2 separate regions of the Homo sapiens genome follow, and region 1 is linked to region 2. The links are chromatin contacts, found by Hi-C in ENCODE. All regions are on one chromosome and are shown on one strand. Each heading gives the region's core, a stretch centred on a gene start or an enhancer-like site at or near the end of the contact. The rest is flanking DNA. Distances are from core to core; before and after follow the strand shown.

Region 1 (6,621 bases), core at 1,034-3,533, 1.1 Mb after region 2:
CTTTGCTAGCATTACACATCTTATGGTTTGGCTGTTAATTCTTCATCACCAGCACCAGAGTCCAGGCTGGCAAAGGGCTAGGAAACCGATCATCTGCCTCCTCTACACCCAGAACCCTGTGTGGTGACCCAAAACAAATGGAAAGAACCAACCTCAGATGAAATTTGAACCCAGGTCTGTAGCCTCTGCCTCCTCCACAGTAGGAGTTTGTGAGAATGTCCACCAATAACTGTTTATTAACTAAATTCCTCCACCTTTCCAACTCCACAAGGCTCAACTATTGCCCCAATATCCCACAGTGGGCTCCCTGTCGTGGCGATGAAGCCTTGCTTTGCCTCACTACTGGCTTAGGAAGGGGATGAAGTTCTGCTGTCTCACTAGGCAAGCAAAGATTCAATTTCCAAAAATCCTAGGCTAGGACCCTGGGGCAGGGATGAGGAGAAAAAGGAGGCACCTCAATCTTCCCATCTCTAAACAAGCAGTCACCACACAGGCCTCACGGCCAGGAGTGACGTAGTGAGCGGATGAACCCTGCAGAAGTGAGCGCTAATCATATCCTAGGCCTCCTACCGGGCCAGTTCACAACCTGATCCCAACCTACTTTTCCAGCCTCAGCTCCAGCGACAGAGTCCTCCTCCCGGCAGCGACCGAACCTCCAGCCACAATTCTCAATCCTCCACCTCTAGATGCAGTTTCCTGGGCTCGGGGAGCCCTTGCCTGCCTTCTCCAACGGGAAAGCCCCTTTACATCCTTCAAGAACCCCCTTCCCTAGTGCCCTCAGGAATACTTTATGGCAGTAGAGAGGTAAGGGCCCCACGCCGCTCTGGACCTCAGTTTCCTCATCAGTAAAATGGGGTCCCTTAAGTTTGTGGGAGTTTGAAGGGCGGTGGGGCCTACGAAGCGCGCCGAGGAGCCGAGAGTTGCAGAAACCCGGAGCTCCTCGCTCCTCGCAACCGTCTGTACGCGGCGCCCCCGCCAGCCAGGCAGCCCCTGGAGGGCAGGACCCCGGTTATAAGCCTCAGAAAACGTGGCTTCGGAGGACGTGGCAAGGAGGACTGAACGAAGGATGAGGAGATGAACAAATGAATGGACGGAAGGCCGAATGAGGGACAAAGGCTTGCAAGATGGCGTTCTCTAGGACCGCGGGAGTGGTGGCCGGGCCTCAGCAGGGGAGGGGGCCGCCGGCGCCTGGGATCTTGCAGCGCGGGCCACGCGACCGGGACAAAAACCCAAAACATGGCGGGCTCTAGGACCCCCGGGACCACACCGCGCCGGGCCAGCAGCCGCGCGGGCCGAGCCTGGGTGTCCGCAGCCCAGAACCGCGGAGACAGCCGGCGGGTTCTAGGACCTGCTGGGCCCGCAATGCGCCCGGGGCCGCTCACAGCCCGCCCCGCCCGCGCTGCTCGCGCTGGGCCAACCCGGCCCGCCCTCGGCGCCCGCAGGGAAACTGAGGCCAGCTCGGATCGTGGCCGCGTGGGAGCTGCCCGGGGCCCTCGCGGCTTCCCGCCGACGTTTCCTACCTGATGAGACTTGTGCTGACTCCGTGGCGTCGGCGTCGGCTCCTCGCACCGACGGAGCCCGGACCCTGCCAAACAGGGGCCGGCGCTAGGACCCAGCGGGGGGCGGGGAGGTGGGACCGGTGGCGCGGCGAGCGGAAGTGAGGGATCTTCCTCAGCTAGGAAGGAAGGGAAAGTTCCCGGGGAACCTCCAGCCTATGGCGGCAGAGAAGCATCTTGCAAGAGGTCTCTGTGTGTGCTGAGGCAAGGGGACGCCAGGCAGGCTGACGGTATACGCCCGCCTTGTGTTAGTCTGGGGCCAGGTCACCGGCAATGTCTTCAAGAACCAGAAGGTGGGAGGACAAAAAGGCCATGCTCAAGCTCTGCAAAACCTAAGTCCAATTATATTCCACAACATTTCCTTTAATAGCAAGGAGTGGGTTTCACGAAGTTTTCTCCATCTGCCTTGGGAAAAGTCCTCCAGAGAGCCCCACGAAAAGTGTCACCAAAGTACTGTGGCCAGGGCTGTAGAATCTTTTTCTCCCTTTCTGCGCCTATTCAATATGCACCGGAACGATTCTAGCTGCTCTTGCCGGAAGTGTGGCTAGCTTAGCGTGCAAAGACGCCGCGTTGTGACCTACGTGGGCGGAGTCAGCCGTGCAGACCTAGAACTTAGCGCCGGAAGTGTGTCTGCGTAAAACTGCGGCTCGGAGGCGGGACAGGCAGTGCTCCCGAAGCGGAAGTTTCGCGGGGAAGCTTTTGCACCTAAGGACACTTCCTGTTTCCTAGTAACAATAGGAAGTGTCCGTAGAGCTGGGAGTAGACTCCTGGCTCATGCCAGCTGCGCCCTCTTTTCTCTACCTCCTTCCTCTTCCCCCCTTCTCCTTTCCCTCTTTCCCTTCCCTCCCACCTCCCGGGAACCCTGGCTGAGTGTGCGTGTGTGGGAGCGCGAGAGCCCCCCGACAGCCACCCCTTGGGGCGCGCGGCTGCAGTTAGGGTAAGGGTCCCAGTGCGCAGGCGCGCTCTTGTTCGCGGTCCCCAACTGACGCGCCCGCGGCGGGAAGGAGAGGGGGCCGCCGGTGCGAGGTAGGCGTCCTGAGAGGAAATTGGCAGACGAGATGAGTGAGGTCAGAGGACTTCATTGGTGGTTGACTAGGGGAGGGGACTTTTGATCAAAGGGGCTTTGTGAGGTGAGAATTCCGGGGGCAGGTTCAGTGAAGGGGTTTACGGTCGGAGACAGTTGTACTGGGGTCCCATGGGAAGAAGAGTCAGAGTTGGAGAAGGACAAGACGATGTAGGGGGCATGAGAGAGCAAGGGCTTTGGGATGAAGACCGCCTCAGTCAGGGGGTTTGCTGTTACGTGAACTAGAATAACAGGCATTGCCGTGTGTTCTGAGGATTGAGTAACACAATGAATATAGTTAGCACAGTGCCTGGCACATGGTAATATAATACTCTTCATGAGTTGCTGTCATCATCAGTATTAAGAGAGGAGGCAGAAGAAAAAAATGAGAAAGACTGGTGAGGGTAAGATCAGGAGGCATGGGAGAGAAAAGGTAGGCAATGAAGTGACATTACAACCTGGTATTGATGTTATTCCCAAGATGGAAGATAGTTTGAGTTCAAGGGAAGTAGATAAAAGAAGTCGCTAAGAGAGTCTTTTGGGGTTTTTTGTTTTTTTGAGATGGAGTCTCGCTCTGTCACCCAGGCTGGAGTGCTGTGGTGGGATCTCAGCTCACTGCAACCTCCACCTCCCAGGTTCAAGCAGTTCTTCAGCCTCAGCCTCCTGAGTAGCTAGAATTACAGGTGCCCACCACCACGCCCGGCTAATTTTTGTATTTTTAGTAGAGACAGGGTTTCACCATGTTGTCCAGGCTGGTCTTGAACTCCTGAACTCAGGTGATCCACCAGCCTCGGCCTCCCAAAGTGCTGGGATTACAGGCGTGAGCCACCACACCTGGCCCAGTTAAGAGAGTCTTAACTCTCTTAACTCTCTTGTCACAAGGAAAAGAGACCTTGTGACACTGAAATGACTCGGGGTGGTGGGGGAACAAGCCAGCCCTTTCCCTGAAGGAGGCCTCTAACCTCTCCTCTCAGGTCCTCAGCTATTAACTGGAGGAAACAGCTGCTTTTTCAGTGCTTCTCAGCTACTCTGTTTAGCTGAGAGATGAAGTAGGAAGATTTGGACTTCTCTTATTGAAAGGCCTAGAGAAGGTTTTGGTGTCCTTTTAAGATGTCACAGAAAATTTTTGTTTCAGGATTGTAGGGAGCAGATTCCTACTGTTCTTAAAGGACAGTAATGCCTTTTGAGTCTGGTCTGAAGAACATAACAGGTCTGTGATCAGAAGTAGGTTGCATCTCTCTCAACTTTAATTTCCTTAGCTATACCTGTAGGGATGACTTAAGCCTAGGGGAGCTCCTATATTTGGGAAGCTTGTGCACAGGGAAGCCTTAAATGATGGTGCCTGCAGATTGGATCTAGTAGAAATTAGGTCCTTGGGCATGGATGCTTGGGGAACCTCTCAGTGACCTCAGGTGAACTTGTTGCTCGTAGAGCCAAGAGGCGAAGTTAATTCAGGCCTTCCTTTTGACCACTGCCCCCTCTTCCTAGGCCTTGGCCCCTCCACCAGAGGAAGGTGCTGCCACGTGTCTGCTCCTTCTGAACCTCCAGGTTTCTGCTACGTTGCCCCATGGAGGACACACCCCCCTCACTCAGCTGCTCCGACTGTCAGCGCCACTTTCCCAGCCTCCCAGAGCTCTCTCGGCACCGAGAACTGCTCCATCCATCTCCCAACCAGGACAGTGAGGAGGCTGACAGCATCCCTCGGCCCTACCGTTGTCAGCAGTGTGGGCGGGGCTACCGTCACCCCGGGAGCCTGGTTAACCATCGTCGGACCCACGAGACTGGCCTTTTCCCCTGTACCACCTGTGGCAAGGACTTCTCCAATCCCATGGCTCTCAAGAGCCATATGAGGACACATGCTCCTGAGGGCCGCCGCAGGCACAGGCCCCCACGCCCCAAGGAAGCCACTCCACACCTCCAGGGTGAGACGGTGTCCACTGACTCCTGGGGCCAAAGGCTTGGCTCTAGTGAAGGCTGGGAAAACCAGACAAAACATACAGAAGAGACACCTGACTGTGAATCTGTACCTGACCCCAGGGCAGCTTCGGGTACGTGGGAAGATCTGCCCACCAGACAAAGAGAAGGCTTGGCAAGCCACCCAGGTCCTGAGGATGGTGCAGACGGCTGGGGACCCTCCACTAACTCTGCCAGAGCCCCTCCTCTCCCCATCCCAGCCAGCAGCCTTCTTAGCAACTTGGAACAGTATCTGGCTGAATCAGTAGTGAACTTCACAGGGGGCCAGGAGCCCACCCAGTCCCCTCCTGCTGAGGAGGAGCGGCGGTACAAATGTAGTCAGTGTGGCAAGACCTACAAGCACGCCGGGAGCCTCACCAACCACCGCCAGAGCCACACGCTGGGCATCTACCCCTGTGCCATCTGTTTCAAGGAGTTCTCTAACCTCATGGCTCTGAAGAACCACTCTCGACTGCATGCCCAGTATCGGCCTTACCACTGTCCCCACTGCCCCCGTGTCTTCCGGCTCCCCCGGGAGCTGCTGGAACACCAGCAGTCCCATGAGGGTGAAAGGCAGGAGCCACGCTGGGAGGAGAAAGGGATGCCCACCACCAATGGGCACACAGATGAGAGCAGCCAGGACCAGCTCCCCAGTGCACAGATGCTGAATGGCTCTGCGGAGCTCAGCACCTCTGGGGAGCTGGAGGACAGTGGCCTGGAGGAATACCGGCCTTTCCGCTGTGGGGACTGTGGCCGTACTTACCGCCATGCTGGGAGCCTCATCAACCATCGAAAGAGCCACCAGACAGGTGTCTACCCCTGCTCACTCTGTTCTAAGCAGCTGTTCAATGCGGCTGCCCTCAAAAACCATGTGCGGGCTCATCACAGGCCCAGGCAAGGAGTTGGGGAAAATGGGCAGCCATCAGTCCCACCAGCTCCCCTGCTGCTGGCTGAGACCACCCACAAAGAGGAAGAGGACCCCACCACCACCCTGGACCATCGGCCCTATAAGTGCAGTGAGTGTGGTCGTGCTTACCGCCACCGGGGGAGCCTGGTGAACCATCGCCACAGCCATCGGACTGGAGAGTACCAGTGCTCACTCTGTCCCCGCAAGTACCCCAATCTCATGGCCCTGCGCAACCACGTGCGGGTACATTGCAAGGCTGCTCGCCGAAGTGCAGACATCGGGGCTGAGGGTGCCCCCAGCCACCTCAAGGTAGAACTCCCGCCTGACCCAGTGGAGGCAGAGGCAGCCCCGCACACAGATCAGGACCATGTGTGCAAACATGAAGAAGAGGCCACGGACATCACCCCAGCAGCAGACAAGACAGCAGCACATATCTGTAGCATCTGTGGGCTGCTCTTTGAAGACGCTGAGAGCCTTGAACGTCATGGCCTGACTCATGGGGCAGGGGAAAAGGAAAATAGCAGAACAGAGACCACAATGTCACCTCCTAGGGCCTTTGCCTGCCGAGACTGTGGAAAGAGCTATCGCCACTCAGGCAGCCTTATCAACCACAGGCAGACCCACCAGACAGGAGACTTCAGTTGTGGGGCCTGTGCCAAGCACTTCCACACCATGGCTGCCATGAAGAACCACTTGCGCCGGCACAGTCGGCGGCGGAGCAGGCGGCATCGGAAGCGGGCTGGCGGTGCCAGCGGTGGGAGAGAAGCCAAACTCCTGGCAGCGGAGAGCTGGACCCGGGAGCTAGAAGACAATGAAGGCCTGGAGTCTCCCCAAGACCCTTCAGGGGAAAGTCCTCATGGGGCTGAAGGCAACCTGGAAAGTGATGGGGACTGTTTGCAGGCTGAATCTGAAGGGGACAAATGTGGGCTTGAGAGGGATGAGACCCATTTCCAGGGTGATAAAGAGAGCGGAGGCACTGGGGAAGGACTGGAAAGGAAGGATGCCAGTTTACTTGACAACTTGGACATCCCAGGTGAGGAAGGTGGTGGCACTCACTTCTGCGATAGCCTCACTGGGGTGGATGAAGACCAGAAGCCAGCCACTGGCCAACCCAACTCCTCTTCCCACTCTGCCAATGCTGT
Region 2 (6,486 bases), core at 2,769-5,268:
CAGGGCAGGGGTGGGTGGAGCCTGACCCTGGAGGGCACTGAGCTGGAGGCCCCTGCAAGGGTAGGGGACAAGATGTAGGCTCCAGCTCCCCTCAGACCTCCTCATCTCATGAGCTTCTTGGGGCTGGCCAGTGGCCCAGGGCCAGCTTGGCGATAGGTGCCTCAAGGCTGCCTGGGAGCCCCGCCTCCCTACCATGGTGCCAGGGGTCTCCCTCCGCCACCTAGGAAAGGAGGGAGATGTGCGTGTCAAATATTCATCTAGTCCCCTGGGGGAGGGGAAGGGTGGGTCTAGACATACTATATTCAGAGAACTATACTACCCTCACAGTGAGGCCCTCAGACCTGCCACAGGGCAGAGCAGGTCTGGGGCCTGAGGCAGGGAGAATGAGAGGCCACCTTACTGGCAGGAAGGATCAGGATGGGGTCTTGGGGTCAGGATGCCTGGGTCTCTTCCCGTAACTGTCTGACGTCCTGTGCCGTCTTGTCCTTTATCTTTTTTTTTTTTTTTTTAATTGGGATCAGGGCTGGGGCGGGGAAACAAGGGAAGGACCTTGGAAGGGGCTGCTCCCAGGCCTGGGGGGCAGTCGTGGGAGCCCCTCTCAGCTGTGGGGCTGGCACAGAGCCCCAGGCAAGCTTTTAATAAACTGTTGGTTATTCTAACAGATCTCAGGACTCACCCTTCTGTCTTTGGTGTGCGTGAAGGACTGCTCAGTGGCCACTGAATAGTACTGCTTGTGTTTTATAAAGAGAATTTATTGGGCTGTGTATCTAAACATTTCAGTGATTTTAATGACTTTAGGTGTGACCAGATCTCGGATCTCAAAGGTGGTCTTCAACCCCTTGACCTCTAATTCGTTTTCTTTGCTTTGACTTCAAAGATTCTTAGGTTTGCCTCCCACACAGACCCCAGGCAGCTCCATGCTCACGAATCTTCCCGCAAGCCTCAGCAGCCAGAGTTCAGTGGAGACCTCATGTGACTGCAGAGGCTGGGCCTGTAGCCAGAGGCCTAGAGGGCTAGGACTGGCCCAGGAGGTATGGGCTTTTCCCCACCCCTTTGAGGCTAACAGCCCATGGACAAAGTGGCTGTTTGCATAAGGGAGAAGGCTTAAGCACTGGCTGCCCTCAAGTCATTCTATCCCTCTCCCAAGTGGGCATTAGGTTATCAGACTAGGCTAAAAGCAGAGGGGCCACGGGGTAGGCGGGCAGCACAGGAGCCACACACCCTTCTCCAAAAGGGTCTGGTGGCTGTTGGATGACAGGGTCTGGAGGCAGGGACTTCTTCCAGGAACCCGGGGGAAATTAAAGGGAACCAGGCCAGGGGAGGAGGTGGAGGCAGTGACTACTGCTCAGTTTCCTGGCCCAAAATACAGGAGGTGAGAATGGGGGACCAAATTTGATGAGGTGATTAAAAACACTCCTTTATTGAGTCTTAAAAAATAAACACCTTAAAGGGACAGCGTGAAGCTGAGAAGTAGCATCCCAACAGCTTGTGTCCTTGGGAGCTGCAGTCTTCTCTGAAGGAAGCTGCTTCTGTTCCACAGACACAGGGCAAGGGGTGCTATGTATGCTTTGTACATGTATCAAGGGTCCCTCCTGGGGGTGGCAGAGCTCAGTTACTCTCGCCATCACTGCTGATGATGCCACGCATATGTGACCAGTCTGGGGGTGCGGGACGGGGCCGCTCTTCATCTGAGTCCAGGGTCCGTCGGTACAGCTCCCCTGGGGGTGCTGCTTCTCCTAAAGGGTTCCAGGCTGTACGTCTGCGTGGCCGGCCTAGGGGAAAGGGGAAACGAGAGATCAGATGTCTGAGAAGGTCCAACCCCACCTATCTGCTCCTGGGCAGTGAGAGGAAACCCCTTACCCGAGCCACTGATGATGTTCGCAACATCCAAGGAGGCCACCTCAGCTGCCTCCTCCCTCTGCTCCTTCAGGGCCCGACACTTCCCTAGGGAAGGGGTACCTGGGGCAGAAGAAGCTGGTGATTCTCTCCTCCCCAGCAGGAAGGCCCTCTCCTGCAGCCCCCAGGGCACGCCGGGCCTCACCCTTCATGCCTAGCGCTTCCAGTTCTGCCCGGAGGATACTCAGGCGCTCCTTGTGTGAGCAACAGGAGCCCAACAGCTTCTTGTAGTTTCGATGGGCACCACAGGCCCGAATGTAGCGCTTCAGCCTCATCACAGCCGGGTGGTCCTCTCCACGGCGACCTGAGCCAGCCTAGCAAGGAAAGAGCAGCTGAAGGCCAAGCCTGCTGGGCCTGAGGCAGGGTCTCCCTCTTCCCTAATAGTGGCCTCCCACCCCTCCTCACCCTCACCTTCCCTCCTTTGGCCTCTGGACTTCCATCTGAGGAGGAAGAGGAGCTTCGTGTCCTGCCTTTCCTGGAGCTCTTCTTGGAAGAGCGGTTCTTCCTCTCCCCCTGGGGGCCTCCCCCTGCCTCGCTGTCACTTACCTCCCTCTCCAAGTCACTTTCCTCACCACTGGTGCTGCCCAGTCTGGCCATCTTTCTAGAGCCTTTAGCTGTGGGTTCCCCCTTCCCACTGTCTTCCTCGTCCTCGCTGCTTCCACTCAACCTCTTCCCACCCTTAAGCTGGGTCCTGTCCTCACTCTTCCTCTGCACTGGGGGTTCTCTATCTCTCCCACTGTCATCCCCACTGCTGGCTGCCTCTTTCTGCTCTTCCTCGCTGTCTGAGTCTCCCAAGAGCCTCTTTGCCTGGCTTTTCTGCTTACAGCTCCTCTCCTCCCTAGCTGACTTTCTCCGGCCATTGCTCCTGGTTCTGGGTTTCCAATCCCCCTTTTCCTCATCCTCTTCTTTCTCTTCCTCCTCCACTTCCTCCTCTCTCTGCTCTTTCTTCTGGGCTAGGATCTCCTCTTCACTCTCCTGTTCACTTTCCTTCAGGCTTTTAGTTCCTTTATTTCCCTCCACCTTCTTTGCTGTCCTCTGAACGGGTTCTGCCTCGCTCTCCTCACTTTCTTCCCTGGCCTGCTTCCTACTGACTGAGGCCTTGCCTGGTGCCTGCTTCTTTACCACAGGTTTCTTCCTAGTCTTCCCCTTGTACCCCTTTTCCTCCTCCTCACTGCTCTCCTCTCCCCTCTGTGCGGGCAGGTCCCTCTGCCGTTCCTCATCACTGCTCTCCTCAACTGCCTTTGAGGCTCGCCTTGGATTCTCCTCTTTGGCTGGGCTGACTTCTGCTGCCACCCCATTCTTTGCTGGGGGTCCAAAGTAGTCTGGGCTGGAGGCTTCAGAGCCGGACTCTGGAATATGGAGAGGAGAGAGGGTTGAGACAGGCTCCTCCTGTCCCTTCTCCCTTCACTTCGGATAGGTTGCCTCGAGCCCTGCCCTGACAGTTGGAGGGGCAGCAGGAAACAGCTATCTGTACTTGCTGTTCCCGGTTCCTGACTCACTAGCCTTGCTCCCTCATCTAACGCCTGGGGACATAAGAGATGCGCAGTGAATGCTTCTTGAGTGAACCAACGATGCAGAAGGCCCCCACAGCAGGGAGGAAGCACTAACCCGACTCTGAATTGAAGCGGAACCTTTTTCTCTCCGGGTCGCTACAAGGGGTGGGAGGCCTCTTGCCCTTCTTGGTAAGGTCCAGTTTGTCTTCCCTGGAAGCGGCTTCATCCACCTGTGTGTGCGCCAAGAGGGCAAACTATGCACCAAGGCTGCGCTCACCGCGCCCCGTCAGGCCCCTCCTCCTCAGCAGCAAGCCCCGCCTCCGCCTCCCGCGGCCCAGGCTCCGGCCCGGCACACCTGCATCTTCAGCAGCTCCTCCTCCACCAGCCGCTTCAGTGCCTGCTTCTCCTCGGGCTCCAGGTGGCTGCGGCCCGAGTGAGCTAAGTACCTCCGCCGCACGATGGAATGCGTAAGCGTGCTGCAGGGACATGGTGTCAGGACGGAGTCCCGACCCACCCGCGCCCTTTCCAACCCCATCTCCAACCCCCTGGGCACCTGAGGTCCGGGCGGCCTCGGAAGAAGCTACGGGTGAACTCCTGCATCTCCTTCTCCCGCGCCATTTTGCTCAACCCGGGATTGACGGCTCCCGCCTTTTTTTCTTCTCGGCCTCCGTCAGCGCGTTTGACAGCGGCTCGCGCACGCGCAGTGCTGCGGCAACGTGGGGCGAGGGACCGTTGGCCCTTGGCCGCGGACCGCGTGGGCCGAGAACTTTGCCAGACGAGACTTGTTTTCTCTGGGCAGTTGGAGGGTCTCGCGGCTCCTACCCTTTTTTGGAACGGATCATTTTAAAAGTTCTCGTTAGAAACCAATTCGGCGCCGGCACCCTTTGGGTGAAACCTAATCAGCCCGCGACGCTGCCTTTCTCACTGGTCACGGGCAACAGCTAGGCTGCTGTTATTTCGCAAGGCAGAAGAGAAAAGGCATCCTCGCGAGCAGATGAGGAACCTCGGGGATAAATCCTTTTGTGGCTTCAAGTGTCTAAGTACATTAGAGTCAGGAACGGCGCTTTCCAGCGTCCGCCATTTTTGTGGCGTCACCGCGTCGCTGCTACGCCATCCCCAGCGCAGTGGCTGCCGCGCTCCTGTCCCAGTGTCCCCCGGGAGGTCGGCCCGTGCGGTGACGCCCCTGAGCGCGGGGTACGCCGGGAGTTGTAGTCCTGACGGCACAGCCTTGCAGCGTCTCCGGAAGTGGAGGCGGGAGCGGCACGGCAGCCACTGCTTGGGGTAGCGGGAGGGCAGACTCTGGGCGCCACTCCCGGGCCGGTCATGAACGGGCCGGCGGACGGCGAAGTGGACTACAAAAAAAAATACCGGAATCTGAAGCGGAAGCTCAAGTTCCTCATCTACGTGAGTGCTGCCGCGGGAAGGCTGTGGGGGATGAGGCCTGGCGCGGACAAGATCTCAGTTTACCCAGGTGTAAAGTGGGTGGGGCGAGCGGCCGCTGGTTCCGGGGCCCTTCACGGAGGACCGTTGGCCCAGCGCACCCCTTGCCCGTGATACAGGAGCACGAGTGCTTCCAGGAGGAGCTGAGGAAAGCGCAAAGGAAATTACTGAAGGTGTCCCGGGACAAGAGGTGAGGCACGTTGCAGGGGCGGAGGGCGATGTGCTTCCTAGGAAATCTACATTCGGACCCCATCCCCGAGTAGGGCCACAAGTGCATGGGCTCTTTCAAGTATCCGATGGGCCAGCTGGGAGGGACAGGTACCCAGGAGGACATTGCTGCGCTGGAAAATCACTGTCCGTGTCTCCTTCCCTCCCCTCAGTTTCCTCCTAGACCGACTTCTGCAGTACGAGAACGTGGATGAAGACTCTTCGGGTGAGCAAGGTCTTCAAAAATTGGTGGAGAGCATGGTTCCTGGTACTTAGCAAGCTTCCTGGGCCCCCGCCTTTTAGGCAGTGGTGGCTGATGCAGCCCCCAGTGGTCCTTAAGCCTAGTTGCTTGCCTTCCACCTCCACCGTTCTTTCATTCAGGCACTTACTGAGCACCTATTGTGTTTCAGGCACTGTGCTTGGCACAGGGGATACAGCAGAGGCAGAGATAGGCAAAGCCCTTGGCCTCTTGTAATTTATATTCTAGTTGGGAAGAATAAGTAAATGAAGACAATAGACTAGAATTTTAGGTCATAGGAAGGACTTGAAGGTAATGAAAACAGTTATGCGGTAATGATTATAGTAGAACAGGGGTTGATGAATTGTTTCTGCAAAGGGCCAGATGGTAAGTAAGCTTTTTGCAACATACAATCTTTGAAGCACCTACTGAACTCTGCCATTGTAGTAGCAGCCGTACCCCATAGGCAAATACATGAGTATGGCTATGTTTCTATAAAACTTTATAGGCACTGAAATTTGAATTTCATATTTTTCCATATGAAAAATTTTTCTTTAGTTTTTTTTTTTTCCAACCGTTTAAAAGCTTAAAAGCCATTCTTGGCCAGGTGCAGTGGCCCACGCCTGTAATCCCAACACTTTGGGAGGCCGAGGTGGGCGGATCACAAGGTCGGGAGTTCAAGACCAGCCTGACCAACATGGTGAAACCTCGTCTCTACTAAAGATACAAAAATTAGTCGGGTGTGGTGGCGTGCACCTGTAATCCCAGCTACTGGGGAGGCTGAGGCAGGAGAATCATTTGAACCCTGGAGGCAGAGGTTGCAGTGAGCCGAGATCGCTGCCACTGCATTCCAGCCTGGGTGACAGGGCGAGACTCCGTCTCAAAAAAAAAAAAAAACGCCCTTCTTAGCTTGCAGACCACACAAGCAGGCAGCAGGCAACCTCTGAATGGAGTACTCAAGAAAGGCCTTTCACAGAGTGACATTTGAGTTGGGACCAGAGAAGAAACCAGCCTTCCATCCTGGGCAACATAGTGAGACCCCATCTCAATTAAAAAAAAATTAGCCATGTATAGTGGTGTATACATGTGGTCCCAGCTACTTGGGAGGCAGAACCAGGAGGATCCCTTGCCTGAAAGGTCAAGGCTGCAGTGAGCCATGATAGCACCGCTGTGCTCCAGCCTGGGTGACAGAGCAAGACTGTCTCAAAAGAA

The links. Hi-C counts contacts between places; a loop is a spot of excess contacts on that map. Pooled maps may share reads with other maps.
Region 1: a map of CD8-positive, alpha-beta T cell shows a loop between it and region 2 (20-fold over the local background). The contact joins the promoter of ZNF646 here to the promoter of HIRIP3 in region 2. A Hi-C loop is called at or near these places in 2 of 168 maps with a recorded cell type or tissue (CD8-positive, alpha-beta T cell and gastrocnemius medialis) and 6 of 50 pooled maps.

What each region holds. Positions count from the first base shown.
Region 1 is chr16:31,072,139-31,078,759 of GRCh38, forward strand. It overlaps ZNF646 (zinc finger protein 646), which reads left to right and starts at 2,284. Exons shown (of 3, transcript NM_014699.4): 1 at 2,284-2,493; 2 at 4,108-6,621. The coding sequence starts at 4,187. It overlaps ZNF668 (zinc finger protein 668), which reads right to left and starts at 2,102. Exons shown (of 3, transcript NM_024706.5): 1 at 1,521-2,102. RefSeq lists enhancers at 978-1,778, 1,070-1,364, 1,984-2,517, 2,023-2,162, 2,518-3,050 and a silencer at 1,253-1,712.
Region 2 is chr16:29,991,599-29,998,084 of GRCh38, forward strand. HIRIP3 (HIRA interacting protein 3) reads right to left here and starts at 4,019. Exons shown (of 7, transcript NM_003609.5): 1 at 3,943-4,019; 2 at 3,745-3,865; 3 at 3,505-3,619; 4 at 2,308-3,245; 5 at 2,042-2,210; 6 at 1,861-1,959; 7 at 732-1,772. The coding sequence starts at 4,007. The coding sequence ends at 1,609. It overlaps INO80E (INO80 complex subunit E), which reads left to right and starts at 4,643. Exons shown (of 7, transcript NM_173618.3): 1 at 4,643-4,793; 2 at 4,949-5,019; 3 at 5,210-5,262. The coding sequence starts at 4,713. It also overlaps a transcript of TAOK2 not described here. RefSeq lists enhancers at 1,509-2,009, 2,010-2,510, 4,367-4,536, 4,597-4,726.